Linked DNA regions of Homo sapiens: regions 1, 2, 3 and 4 are each linked to region 5. Evidence: chromatin contacts called from ENCODE Hi-C or POLR2A ChIA-PET data. All regions are on one chromosome and are shown on one strand. The core of a region is the stretch at or near the end of the contact, and the rest is flanking DNA. Distances in the headings are between cores, read along the strand shown. Region 1 holds the start of LINC02265 (long intergenic non-protein coding RNA 2265). Region 2 overlaps RBM47 (RNA binding motif protein 47). Region 3 has its middle 32 kb from the start of CHRNA9. Region 4 overlaps RBM47 (RNA binding motif protein 47). Region 5 overlaps RBM47 (RNA binding motif protein 47).

What was found. A loop is a pair of places that touch in the nucleus more often than their neighbours do. ChIA-PET counts read pairs that join two places held with the same protein, here RNA polymerase II (POLR2A). Pooled maps may share reads with other maps.
Region 1: a pooled map shows a loop between it and region 5 (3-fold over the local background). The contact joins the promoter of LINC02265 here to the enhancer-like site in region 5. A Hi-C loop is called at or near these places in 6 of 50 pooled maps. POLR2A ChIA-PET finds 5 or more read pairs at or near these places in 4 of 52 experiments (HEK293, activated CD4-positive, alpha-beta T cell, activated naive CD4-positive, alpha-beta T cell and 1 more).
Region 2: a map with no recorded cell type shows a loop between it and region 5 (1.9-fold over the local background). The contact joins two enhancer-like sites. A Hi-C loop is called at or near these places in 11 of 37 single-sample maps with no recorded cell type and 12 of 50 pooled maps. POLR2A ChIA-PET finds 5 or more read pairs at or near these places in 9 of 52 experiments (A549, Caco-2, GM12878 and 6 more).
Region 3: a loop to region 5 is called in a pooled map, with 3 times the contacts of the local background. The contact joins two enhancer-like sites. A Hi-C loop is called at or near these places in 1 of 37 single-sample maps with no recorded cell type and 3 of 50 pooled maps. POLR2A ChIA-PET finds 5 or more read pairs at or near these places in 3 of 52 experiments (AG04449, HCT116 and OCI-LY7).
Region 4: a loop to region 5 is called in a pooled map, with 2.5 times the contacts of the local background. The contact joins two enhancer-like sites. A Hi-C loop is called at or near these places in 1 of 37 single-sample maps with no recorded cell type and 2 of 50 pooled maps. POLR2A ChIA-PET finds 5 or more read pairs at or near these places in 8 of 52 experiments (CD8-positive, alpha-beta T cell, GM10248, GM12878 and 5 more).

What each region holds. Positions count from the first base shown.
Region 1 is chr4:40,305,935-40,308,634 of GRCh38, reverse strand. It overlaps LINC02265 (long intergenic non-protein coding RNA 2265), which reads right to left and starts at 1,450. Exons shown (of 4, transcript NR_121641.1): 1 at 1,149-1,450; 2 at 307-358. RefSeq lists enhancers at 281-410, 981-1,030.
Region 2 is chr4:40,506,694-40,509,393 of GRCh38, reverse strand. The region is part of intron 2 of RBM47 (RNA binding motif protein 47); the gene reads left to right. Among named protein-coding and RNA genes, the nearest start is that of MIR4802, 5.9 kb to the right of the region's middle. Within about 2 kb of position 1,258, at least 3 of the 41 ENCODE cell types and tissues checked have a DNase peak (open chromatin) inside an H3K27ac peak, as active enhancers do.
Region 3 is chr4:40,366,323-40,369,022 of GRCh38, reverse strand. No RefSeq gene overlaps it. Among named protein-coding and RNA genes, the nearest start is that of CHRNA9, 32 kb to the right of the region's middle. Within about 2 kb of position 1,387, at least 3 of the 41 ENCODE cell types and tissues checked have a DNase peak (open chromatin) inside an H3K27ac peak, as active enhancers do.
Region 4 is chr4:40,534,926-40,537,625 of GRCh38, reverse strand. The region is part of intron 2 of RBM47 (RNA binding motif protein 47); the gene reads left to right. Among named protein-coding and RNA genes, the nearest start is that of MIR4802, 34 kb to the right of the region's middle. Within about 2 kb of position 1,393, at least 2 of the 41 ENCODE cell types and tissues checked have a DNase peak (open chromatin) inside an H3K27ac peak, as active enhancers do; they include GM12878, where a contact is called at or near this core.
Region 5 is chr4:40,432,284-40,434,983 of GRCh38, reverse strand. It overlaps RBM47 (RNA binding motif protein 47), which reads left to right. Exons shown (of 7, transcript NM_001098634.2): 6 at 2,122-2,333. Among named protein-coding and RNA genes, the nearest start is that of RBM47-AS1, 7.5 kb to the right of the region's middle. RefSeq lists an enhancer at 996-1,265. Within about 2 kb of position 1,388, at least 4 of the 41 ENCODE cell types and tissues checked have a DNase peak (open chromatin) inside an H3K27ac peak, as active enhancers do; they include GM12878, where a contact is called at or near this core.

The DNA.
Region 1 (2,700 bases), core at 201-2,700, 130 kb after region 5:
GAATAAAGACTGCCAACTCCATGGCAGAAATAACATACCTTTTGGGAATGTTTATCACTTCTAAAATGATGATAAAGAAATTCAACAGTTTGTATTTCTGGACGAACTAGGGGAGAAGAGGAAATAAAGTATCTACAGAGTATCACAACACACCTACAGGAAGCTGAGCAAAGTAGACTAATCACACTGGGCCCGGAGGACGGCTGGTAACAGAAACCTCAACGTTTATCTGAAGTGACTGCTCATCCCCGGGCACCACGGTGACAGGTGTGATAGAAAGATAAAACCCTAGACTCTGCTGCTCACCTGCCGTTGGGCCTTGGTCAAGCCACTTCTCTCTGAGCTTCAACTGCCCCATCTGTAAGAGGATAACAATTCCGGCCTCAGGGGGTCATCATAGCAACAAATGAGGAACCTGTAAATTAGTGCGAAAACACCCCACTTACTACTACTGTTTTTAAATGATTGTGAGAGTAAAAAGGGCCTTCGTGTTCAGAACCCAATCAGCTTAGAGTGAATTGTAGCACTTGGCAAATACTGCCTTTTCTGCTTGGAAACTTCACTTAAAAAGAAAAAAAAAATGAGGTCAAAGAGCGATTCCTAAAGCAAAAGAAAATTGCTAAACTTTAGACTATTCCTGACCCCAAAGTCCTCCTTCAGACCATGTTTCCCCTTTTTCACTCATATCTAGCCCAACATGCATAAATCCTTGCTTCTACCAGAGGGCCACACAGAGGAATGGACAGACAGGAAGAGTCTTTGCCCAATTAGTTTCACTTCCTCCCTGGCACCCCATGGTCACAGCCCTGGAGAATTGTTTTCTGCGGCGCTGAGGGCTACATTTTCGTTTTAACCAGCGCAAGGTAGGCAAGAGACTTAAGTCAGAGAGCTTGATGATGTAATGAATTTGCCAGCTGCCAACGACACTAGGACCTCATCACATTTCTTTGTTTTCCTTTCTAACCCCAAATCTAGCAGGCATCCCTGTTCTCATTAACAAAGCCTCCTATTAGCACCATTGCTCCCTAACTACCATCGGACCTCACAGGGAGAAGTTCTGTATCGAGAACAGTAGAGCAAAAAGACAGGAGGAAAGCAAGTCCCCAACATCATGCAGCCCACATACTAGCTCTGGATGGCTTACGTACGATGAAATCTCCAAGATGCCTTCCAAAAACCAGATGACCCTGTCCTTTCTGGAACTACCGCCGTCCCTTGTAACTCTGTAAGCTTCATTTCCAACCTCATCCTGCTCTAACTCGAGCACAAACATAAGTCTGTAGAACCACAGTGGCCTTGGGGGCATCATTCTCTTTGCCTTGTCAACATTTCTATTTTATATCCCTCCCTGCTCCTGTCTAGAGGTTGGTACTCAGTCTCCTGAGACTCATCTTATAGATAGAGCTTGATGGACCACGGGGAGAGGGCATCACTCCTGCTACAGTCTGAATGCACACACCTGGGGCCCAGCTGCCCAACCTTCCACCGCTGAAGTTCAAACAGTTGCATCTTAGACAACTCCTCCACTTCTAATCAGCCCAGCATAGAGGGAGTTTGGAGGTGTCAGACACCCATCAATGGCTGAGAGAGAAAGAAATATAGTGAAAGACCTGTTAGCAGTTCTGTTGTGCCCAACAGAACTCTCATTTGTCTTATGTCTAAAAAGCTGGCCATTGACTTTCAACAGGATTTCACTGATGCTATTAGAAAATATTTTACCACTAAATGAAAATAAAGATAAACTGCCTTTCTGAAGATGCAAAAGGTAAGAGATAATACATAAAAATGCAAGTTGATCAAATTTCACTTGATGTTTGATGACCCTCAGTGTCCCAGAACATTGCTTTGGGAATTATTTTCTCCTTTGATCTTGCAGAACAGTGTGAATGGACATAGAGGCCATTTGTATAAAAGAGGAACCTAAGGACGTAGGGGAAAACAAAAGAATCTGTCAGGGATGGGAAAAGCACACCCATTTAAATATGCAGAAACCTTAATGCCAGTGTCTGGCTAGCTATTAAGCAGTAATTCCTTCTCTATCCCTTATCATATCTACCAGTTACTCTGCAAGATTCTTCAGTGTAAAGAGCACTGTAAAATGTATTTTTCAGATTTATCTCGTCTTTTTGCCAGATCAGCCCACCCCATGCATATCTGCCAGCTGCCTCTTACACAATCCCTCAGAGCCCACGGAGCTGCACTGTGGGCCCTCAGATGATCTGATGCAGGTATAGAACCCCTCCCCCACATTCTTTTCTTGCTAGCTTGCCTCCATTACAAACCATCTTCCTCACTCAGATATTTTCAATCCTGGTAGTTTTTGCTTGTTTGTTTGAGACAGGGTTTCACGCTGTCACCCAGGCTGGAGTGCAGTGGTGCAATCATAGCTCACTGCAGCCTTGACCTCCTGGGCTCAAGTGATTCTCCTTCCTCAGCCTCCCAAAGTGCTGGGTTTACAGGCGTGAGCCACTGCACCTGACTTCCCCAGCAGTTTTGACCGTGATCTCATTTGCCTCTTTCTCCTGATTAGGCCAGCATTAGAGCATCCAAGAGGCTGCATAATATGGAATAAACATAGGTCATTAGATTTAAATCAAAATTCTGGCTTTTTACTTCCTAGCGATGCAAGCTTTGTTGAGTTCCTTAACTTTTCTTAGCACTTCTGCTTTTTAAAAAAAGTTGCTATAATACTAAATCGTA
Region 2 (2,700 bases), core at 9-2,508, 75 kb before region 5:
TAAAATGATAGTGAGGGTACAAATCATTTTAGAAATATTTTTACCCAAGAAAGTAATAGTGTGTTTGCTTACATGAGTAAATTCAGTTATTTGGAAAATATCCTATACAAGTGATGTCTACAATTATGAAGCACCAGTGAATGAATTTATCATTCAGAGAAAATATTAAATCAAATAACTACTTTGAAAAAAATATATTATTATTATTTATTTATTTATTTATTTATTTATTTTGAGATGGAGGCTCACTCTGTTGCCCAGGCTGGAGTGCAGTGGCACAATCTCGGCTCACTACAACCTCAGCTTCCCAGATTCAAGCAATTCTCCTGCTTCAGCCTCCCAAGTAGCTGGGCTACAGGCACGCGCCACCACACCTGGCTAATTTTTGTATTTTTAGTAGAGACAGGGTTTCACCATGTTGGCCAGGCTGGTCTCGAACTCCTGACCTCAGGTGATCCGCCCACCTTGGCCTACCAAAGTGCTGGGATTACAGGCGTGAGCCACTGCGCCTGGCCGAAAACATATTATTTTAAATATTCATTGAAGTGTATAACATAAAGGCAGTAAACTGCACGACTGTTAGGTACACAGCTTGATGAATTTTTATATGTGTATGTACCTGTGGAACCACCACCCAGATTAAGGCACAAAATATTTTCAGCATCTCAGTATCGTCGTGCCTCTCCTCCCATTATCCCCTCAACCCAAGGTAACCACCATTCTGACTTGTATCACCATAGATTACCTTTGGCTATTCTTACTTCATTAAGATGGAATCAGACAGTATGTACTCTTTTGTATCTGGCCTCTCACTCAACCCTTTATCGGTGACGCTCATCCACATAGTTTCATGTAGTTATAATTTATCCTGTTGTTGCTGCATAGTATTCCTTTGTAAGAACAGACCACAACGCAGAGCATTTTCAGGAATTAAAAACATGACTATATGAGCTGAAAATCATTCCCTATCTGTGCCAGCTCTTTAAAGTTAAGTGATATCTTAAGGTGGGATGGAAATATTATGACCTGAAAGGGTGGAAGGAAAGAGGTCTGTTTCTGGGAGTGTATTTGCTAAGTGCTCTATGTTGGCTGTTTAACTGCAGTAATTACCCTAGAAGGTGACTGCTGCTGTTTTGTACATGAGGAAACTAAGCATCAGAAAAGTTTTATGACTTTACAGTGAGGCTGAACAAAACGTGAAAATTGTTAGTTACACCAGAGGGCAGTCCCGTCCTGGCAAAGACAATGCCAGAACGCTGTTGAGGCTCCGCCACCTCCGATTTCTGAGGCTCAGGTTTTACGTACTGCAGACTTTTCTTTTCTTTTTGAGATGGGATTTCGCTCTTGTTGCCCAGGCTGGGGTGCAGTGGGGTGATCTCGGCTCACCGCAACCTCCGCCTCCCGGGTTGAAGCTATTCTCCTGCCTCAGCCTCCCAAGTAGCTGGGATTACAGGCATGCGCCACCACGCCTGGCTAATTTGCAGACTTTTCTATCTTCTGTTGGAGAGCTGGCCAGCCATCTGACTTTTTTACTTAGGTCATTTTGTCTCTTTTTCCCTTCAAATTTGTTTTGTTTTAAAAATAAGACTTGCTCTGGACTTTTTTTTTGAGATGGAGTCTCACTCTGTCGCCCAGGCTGGAATGAAGTGGCGCGATCTCGGGTCACTGCAACCTCCGCCTCCCAGGTTCAAGTAATTCCTTGCCTCAGCCTCCCAAGTAGCTGGGATTACAGGTGCACGCCACCACGCCCGGCTAATTTTTGTATTTTTAGTAGAGACGGGGTTTCACCATCTTGGCCAGGCTGGTCTTGAATTCCTGACTTCATGATCCATCCGCCTCGGCCTCCCAAAGTGTTGGGATTACAGGCGTGAGCCACCGCGCCCAGCCGTAACTCTGGAATTTTAAATTTTTGCTTATGAATACTTGTTATTTTCAGACACACATGGTATTAATATATTCAAAAACTTTCATTTAGCAATTTTTGAATTTTTTTTTAAGATCAGGTTTTAGTGTGTATACATAAGGAAATATTTAATCATCATAAGAAAGTTAGGTGAATTTCAAGTGAGAATTACTGAGAAGTTTCCTGGGAGTCAATAATCATGTATTTTAAAGTGGAGTTTATGGACGTGCTTAAGGCCAGGTGTAGTGGCTTATGCCTGTAATCCCAGCACTTTGGAAGGCGGAGACTGGCAGATCACCTGAGGTTAGGAGTTCGAGACCAGCCTGGCCAACATGGTGAAACCGTGTCTCTACTAAAAATATACAAATTTGTCAGATGTGGTGGCGCATGCCTTTGATCCCAGCTACTCGGGAGGCTGAGTCAGGAGAATTGCTTGAACCCGGGAGCTGGAGGTTGCAGCGAGCCAAGATCGCACCACTGCACTCCAGCCTGGGCGACAGAGCAGAATCTGTGTTTTTGGTAGAGATGGGGTTTCACCATATTGGCCAGGCTGGTCTCGAACTTTTGACCTCAAGTGATTCGCCTGCCACAGCCTCCCAAAGTGCTGGGATTATAGGCATGAGCCACCACGCCTGACCAAGATTTTTTTGAAGGAAAATTGGAGAGAGGCGTTCAAGCCACTGCTTGTTTGGCTCCATCTGAATCATTCTTTTCCTCCAATAAAGAGCAAAGTATTTAGGTAACATAAGAAGTAGAATCAACTGGTTTCTAGCACCCAAGGTAGGTACAAATGTCCC
Region 3 (2,700 bases), core at 138-2,637, 66 kb after region 5:
AAGGAAATGTAAAAAGGAATGAAATCTTCTCTCACACCCCCCATATTTACTTATTTTATTTATTTATTTATTTATTTATTTATTTTGAGACAGAGTCTCAGTCTGTCACCCAGGCTGGAGTGCAATGGCGCGATCTCGGCTCACCTCAACCTCCGCCTCCCGGGTTCAAGCGATTCTCCTGCCTCAGCCTCCCAAGTAGCTGGGATTACAAGTGCCTGCCACCATGCCCAGCTAATTTTTTGTATTTTTAGTAGAGACGGGGTTTCACCATGTTGTCCAGGCTGGTCACAAACCCCTGACCTCAGGTTATCCACCCACCTCGGCCTCCCAAAGTGCTAGGATTACAGGCGTGAGCCACCAGGCCCAGCCTACTTATTTTATTATTATTACTTCACTCCCTGCAATTGACATGAATTGTTGGCTACGTATCGGTGTACATTTTGCTTTTAGTATACTTTCTCTTAGATCACTAACATTTTATAGCTTGTTACAAGTTCTATAAATTTTTCTTTTTTCTTTTCTTTCTTTCTTTTTTTTTTTTTGATACAGGGTCTCCCTCTGTCACTCAGGCTGAGTGCAGTGGCACAATCATGGCTCATTGCAGCCTCAACCTCCCCAGACTCAGGGGATCCTCCCACCTCAGCATCCCAAGTGGCTGGGACTACAGGCTCGCTCCATCACATCCCACTGATTTTTGTATTTTTTGTAGAGACAAGGCTTTGCCGTGTTGCCCAGACTGGTCTCACACCCCTGGGCTCAAGCAATCTGCCCACTTTGGCCTCTCAAAGTGCTGGAATTACAGGCATGAGCCACCGTGCCTGACCTTAAATTTGCAGGTGTATTCAAGTTAAAATGAGATCATGCTGTATTAGGGTGGGCCTTATTCAATCCTAATTAGGATTATTCAGGATTAGAACACACATTCTCAAATCAGGGAAAAGGCACTACATCTAGGGGACCCGGCAGACCAGAGAAGCACCTTTGGTACAAAAAGTAATATTCCACATGGCGATTGTTTTCATTAGCCAAACGGCAGGAAATGAAGCTTAGTCAATCTTGACTGGTAGAAATATACAGACTTATGAGAAGAGAGAAATTTGAACACATAGACAGATGCACACGTAGGGAAACCCCATGTGGAGACAGAGGCAGAGATTAGAATGTGGAGGAACACCAAGGGTTTCAGGGGTCCCCTAGAAGCTGGAAAAGGCAAGGAGGGATTCTCCCCTAGAATCTTTAGAGAGAACACGTCCCTCCCAACAACTTCATTTTGGATTTCTAGCCTCTAGAACTGTGAGGCAGTATGCTTCGGTTGTTTCAAGCCACCTTGTTTGCGGTACTTGGTTGCTACAGCCCTTGGACAATGTCCACCGTGATGATGGAATGTGAAGATAAATAAGACACAATTCCTGTCATCACAGTGGCCACAATCTAGAAGGCACAGCTGTGGACATTTTTAAATTACAGATTTTTAGTGTGTCATAAGTGTGAATATAAAACTCTGTCCACACTATAGAGACAATGCAAAAAAGGGGGTAACTAACACACTGGAAGTATACAGGAGAAGCTTTGTGAAAAAAGATAATTTTTTTTTTTGACGGAGTCTCGCTGTCACCCAGGCTGGACTGCAATAACCCAATCTTGGCTCACTGCAACCTCTGACTCCCGGGTTCAAGAGATTCTCCTGCCTCAGCCTCCTGAGTAGCTGGGACTACAGGAGTACGCCACCATGCCTGGCTAATTTTTGTATTTTTAGTAGCCTGGGGTTTCGCCATGTTGGCCGGGCTGGTCTTGAACTGCTGACCTCAGCTGATCCACCTGCCTCAGCCTCCCAAAGTGCTGGAATTATAGGCATGAGCCAACGCGCCTGGTCAAAAGATGAATTTTTCCAATTATTTAATTTTTTTTTCTTTTATTATTTTTTTTTAAGAAACAGGGTCTCGCTCTGTCACCCAGGCTGGAGTGCAGTAGTGCCATCATAGCTCACTGTAATCTTGAACTCCTGGGCTCAAGTGATTGGAACCACAGGCATGTGCCGTCGTGCCCAGCTAACTTTTTAAAAGTTTTTTGTAGAGACGAGGTCTCGCTATGTTGCCCAGACTGGTCTTGAACTACTGGCCTCAAGTGATTCTTCCACCTCAGCCTCCCGAAGTGCCGGGATTACAGGCATGAAACTTTGTCTCTTTGTGAACTATCTTTTTATACTGTTTGCTAATTATCCTTGATGGAGTTGTTTACTCTTTTGGATCAGTTTGTAAGTGTTTTGAATATTAGCAGTATTTATGGTATGTTTAAGTCTATCAATTTTCATTTGGCTTTTTCATTGACTTTATTTTTTTTTTAAAGAGAGAGGGTCTCACCATGTTGGCCAGGCTGGTCTCAAACTCCTGGCCTCAAATGATCCTCCCACCTCAGCCTCCCAAATTGCTGGGATTACAGGCGTGAGCCACCAGACCCAACTGACCATTTTTAATTATATCTTTTGTCACATGACATTTTGGGGTTTTATGCAGTCAAATATGTCTATCTCTTTTTTTAATAGCGTCTGGTTTCCAGTATTTGATAAGGGAATCTCCTCTGCCTCTTACATGTAGTTTCCTAGATTTTCTCATAGAATTTATATATTATTATTTTGTTTTTTACATTTAAGTTTTGATCTATCTTAAATTAATTTTTATATCTTATATAAAACAGGGGCCT
Region 4 (2,700 bases), core at 144-2,643, 100 kb before region 5:
TGCCCTTTTAAAATCAGTTCATCAGCCTGGGCAACACAGTGAGATCGTGTCTCTACAAAAAAATTTAAAAATTAGGCCAGGTATGGTGGCTCACGCCTGGAATCCCAGCACTTTGGGAGGCTGAGGCAGGCAGATTGCTTGAACCCAGGGGTTCAAGACCAGCCTGGGCAATGGTGAAACCCTATCTCTACAAAAATTAGCCAGGTGTGGTGGCTTGCACCTGTAGTCCCAGCTACTCAGGAGGATCTCCTGACCCGGAGGCTCAGTCAAGGCTGCAGTGAGCTGAGATGGAGGCACCACACTCCAGTCTTGGAGACAGAGAGAGATGCTGTCTTAAGAAAAAAAAAATAGCTGGGCATGGTGGTGCATCCCTGTAGCCCCAGCTACTTGTGAGGCTGAGGTGGGACGATTGCTTGAGCCTATGAGGTCAAGGCTGCAGTGAGCCATGATTATGCCACTGCACTCCAGCCTGGGCAACAGAGTGAGACCCTGTCTCAAAAATAAATAAATAACATAAAATAAAATTAGTTCATTCATGTGGGCAAAAGTTTCATAGATCTAGTGGTTAGTTACTTTGTCTGTGTGCTCTTTGATGTCTTGCTATTTGCCAAACAAGATAACCTATTTTCAAAACTGAAAAGGCAGGCTGGGCGCAGATCATTTGAGATCAGGAGTTTGAGACCAGCCTGGCCAACATGGTGAAACCCCTCATCTCTACTAAAAATACAAAAACTTAGCCTGGCGTGGTGGCAGCTGTCTGTAATCCCAGCTACTAAGGAGGCTGAGGCAGGAGAATTGCTTGAACCTGGGAGGCAGAAGTTATAGTGAGCTGAGATCATGCCACTGCTTTCTAGCCTGGATGACAGAGCGAGACTCTGTCAACAACAACAATAAAAAAAAAACAAAAACACACACACACACACCAAAAACTGCAAAGGCAGAGAGGTGGATATGAGCCATGACTCAACCAATAACATGGCAGGGAAGCAGACAATTACCTACAAAAGGAGGCCTGTCTACCTAAACGGAAGAGGTCTGGACCTACCATAGAGGAAGAAAAAGAAAATTGTGGGCATCAACAAAGTGTATGTGTCTTTTGGCAGAATAACAGGTCAATAATGGCTTTATGCTTTGTAGGATGGTATTTAATGCTCTAGAAAGCAAAGAGAATACTCCAAGGTTATGAAGCCGAAATTGGTAGCTAATGTCAGCGTTGAACCTTGAGGCAAATTTCATGGGTGATACTTAAATGTCAGCCCTGTAGTTTCCAAGAACAAGGTCTCCAAGCCAGTCATTAGACATGCATCAAAGTTCTGCTGAGGTGGGGCCTCATCCCGGGCTGCACTTTGGGTAAAGCAGGTTGCCCCAAGTGTGTCAGTGGTTGCTGCACCGTGGGCAGACAGAAATAGAATGTCTGACATTCACTTCAGCCATGCTCATTGGTTTCTATGCAGGTGTTGCCTGCCAAGAAGTAGCAGTAGAACAGCCGCATTGCTTTCATAAAGAATGACAAAATTTCTATGTCTGCAAAATAAATGAGTTATTTGAAACTAAGAACAAGGTCAGCAAAATACAAGTGACACCTCAAGCAAAGAATGAAGTGGGCATTGAAATACCATACCAGAGGCTGGGCGCAGTGGCTCACGCCTGTAATCCCAGCACTCTGGGAGGCCAAGGCGGGTGGATCACCTGAGGTCAGGAGTTTGAGACCAGCCTGGCCAACATGGTGAAACCCCATCTCTATGAGGGGGAAAAAAAATATATACGAGGCCAGGTGTGGTGGCTCATGCCTGTAATCCCAGCACTTTGAGAGGTCAAGGTGGGCGGATCATAAGGTCAGGAGTTCAAGACCAACCTGGTCAACATGGTGAAACCCAGTCTCTACTCAAAATACAAAAAGTAGCTGGGGGTGGTGGCAGGCGCTGGTAATCCCAGCTACTCGGTAGACTGAGGCAGGAGAATCGCTTGCCCCGGGAGGTGGAGGTTGCAGTGAGCCGAGATCTCGCCACTGCACTCCAGCCTGGGCGACAGGGCTAGACTCCGTCTGAAAAATACAAAAACAAAAACGAAAAAAAAAAATACAAAAATTAGCCAGACGTGGTGGTGGGCACCTGTAATCCCGGCTACTCAGGAGGCTGAGGCAGGAGAATCGCTTGAACCCGGGAGGCGGAGGTTGCAGTGAGCTGGTATGTGCCACTGCACTCCAGCCTGGGTGACAGAGCAAGGCTCCGTCTCAAAAAAAAAAAAAAAAAAAGAAATACCATACCAGGCTGGTATGAAAAGGTGCTGAACACAAACCAGGCCTTTCAGTCTAGGCATGTCAGTACCCACTGATTTTTGTTCATCTATACCTGTGTAATCAGTGATTCTTGGAATCTTAAAATATTGGAGTTGTAAGGAACCCTAGAGGTCTTAAGAAAATAATGATGATTTACATTTACTGAGGGTTCACTATATGCCAGGCATAAGGAAGTCTTTTACTTGTATTATCAGTTTTACTTGTATAGCCTCATTTGATCTCTTCCATAATCTCTAAAGAAGGGGCTAGGATTCCTATTTTGTCAATAAGAAAACAGACTTAAAAGACAACAGGGAACTCACACAAGGTCATACAGTTCATGCATGGCAGAGCTGGCTCACATACCTACGTCAGTCTGAGGCGAGTTTGCATTTTTTTTTTTTTTTTTTTCTGAGACGGAG
Region 5 (2,700 bases), core at 139-2,638:
AACACATGGAAAGCTCAGTCCGTGGGTAATTGGCACGACCCTCCTCCAGACCCCTCCTGGCTTCAGCAGGAGGAAGTTGAAGAACTGTTTGGAGCCCAGCTACTCTGATTTTCTTCTGGTTGAGATTGTACACTTCTCTCCCTAGCTAAAATAGAGTCAAGGAATCTGTGCATTTGGGACATAGGTACACATTGGCCTCATAGAGTTAAAAAGCATTTCCCCAATTGAACTTTCTTTTGATGATTCTAGTAATGATTTTTTTTTTTTTTTTTTTTTTTTTGCCTGTGTAAAAATTCTGCAATTTCTGCAGTTAAGTGACTCCTTAGACTAGATTGCCTTTTAAATGTCATTGGCACTGTGGGCAAAGTAAAACTGATCCCACAGCTCTGTAACTTAATAAAATAGAGCCTGGATATGGGAGTCGTCGCTTCTACTTGTTGAGAAGGGAACTCCCTTTGGCAAGTTACGGTAGCTTAAGGTTTAACAAGAGAAAAGAACTGTTAAATAATCTTTAACTATGTAAAGTTGTGTCCTGGAGCCTGAGGTAGAAATTCCTGTGGGCTGATAGCCAGAACAATTCATTTACTTCATACAACCCCTTGTAGCTTAAACTCACAACCCTCTCTGGGCCCCATCGATTGGCGTCTATTTCTGATCATCCAGAAAATGAGAACATTGTATTTTAGGAGAGGCACCAGGGTGGTGGTGAAGTATCTGGGCACAAGACCAGTGGAAGATATGGTTGGAAAGGCAGGTAAAAGATTTGATTAAGGTTTTAGGTATATTTTATCGAATGGCTGTACCATTGTTTAGCTTACAATCATTTGTCTCTTTACCTTTGATTGAGTCTGTCCTATTTAGAATAAATGTACCTACAGTTGGAGAAAACCAGAAATAGAAAGATTCTTTGTGTACACATTTCATATTTTTGTTTGTCCTTTCAACACACACACACACACACACACACACACACACACACACCCCCGCCCCACACACACACACTCACACAAAAGGGCTGATATCTTTTCCTTTTGATCTCTTCTTACTGTACCTTGACATTCAATAGCTGCTGTTTGAATCTCTGGTTGAAATCATAATTTTGGACTTTACTTGCAGAAATTCTTTGAATTGGGAGGTCCCACTAAAAGCCAATCACTCCACATCTTCACTACTTTGCGTGGGCATGAGGAAACTGGGGAATGTGCTATTTTTTTTTACCATGTGTTTTTCCTTGAATCGGTAATGTTGAAATCTGAAATACAGGGTGGGGAGGATGTACACAGGTCTGAGTTCTCAGAATGAAACCCTCAACAGCACCTGTTTCTTAAATAGTGGTGAAAGTGAAAAAAAGGCAGTGCGGCTGGTAATGAGTGAGGTGAGTAGGAAGGAACAGGCAGGCCCAACTCTCACAGGCAGTAGGCTTCAAGCCTCTGATCTCACTTCTTCGTCTAAGCCTGTTTTCCCATAGTCAGAGGCCCTTTCTTGCTCAGTAGGACATCAAGAATAACATTCAAACTGTGATTTTTCTGTAGAAATAGTAGAAAATATTGGTGCAAAAGCCTTACTCTAGGGGTCTCTTCCACAACAGGCAGGGGGAGTTACCTGCCACCACCCATCCCTTCCTCTAGGGAGCAGGCATCTGGGTACATGGCTTGTACTGAGAGAACAATAGTGAGCATGGAGAGGCCCAGGACCTCTAAACGTGGTTTTAAAAAATATCTTAGGCTGGGCGCGGTGGCTCACACCTGTAATCCCAGCACTTTGGGAGGCCAAGGCAGTTGGATCGCTTGAGCTCAGGAGTTCAAGACCAGCCTGGGCAACGTGGCGAAACCCTGTCTCTACAACAGCAAAAACAAAAAGCTGGGCAAGGTGGCCTGTACCTGTAGTCCCAGCTACTCAGGAGGCTGAGGTGGGAGGATCTCTTGAGGCCAAGAGATTGAGGCTGCAGTGAGCCTTGATCGCACCACTGCATTCCAGCCTGGGCCACAGAGTGAGACCCTGTCTCAAAAAAAAGAAAAGTTTTTAAAAAAATAAAAATAAAAAATATCTTAGAGCAAGTGCTGGACCCCACTCAGCGACTGAAAGTGATTGACCTGTTTTTCCTTCTTGCTTCTCTTGCAGTAGCCATCCCTGCCATTGGGGCTCAGTATTCCATGTTTCCAGCAGCTCCAGCCCCTAAAATGATTGAAGATGGCAAAATCCACACAGTGGAGCACATGATCAGCCCCATTGCTGTGCAGCCAGACCCAGCCAGTGCTGCTGCCGCCGCAGCCGCGGCCGCAGCCGCCGCAGCCGCTGTCATTCCCACTGTGTCGACGCCACCACCTTTCCAGGTAGAGTTCTTATTGCAGGCATTGTCATTTGTGTGTGAAGCCTCTCTTTAACATGGATTCATTTAGTATTCAGCACTGAGAATTTACTGTGTGCCTGGCTCTCTGTTACAGCTATGGTTGGGTGACACAAAGCATTTTGAATTTGAAGCATGACAGAAAAAAAAATTTTTAATTAATTGTACTACCCTAATAATATCATTGTATTAAGGGTGGTAATCAATATGCAAAAATTATGTGTAATTTTTCACAGTGTCATAATATTGTGCATATATTTTTTTAAAATAGCACTGGATAATTTTTAGCTCATATTGTTAAAGAGCTGACACACAAAGTCCAGGGAGTGATTTCACATTTTCACATTTCAAAC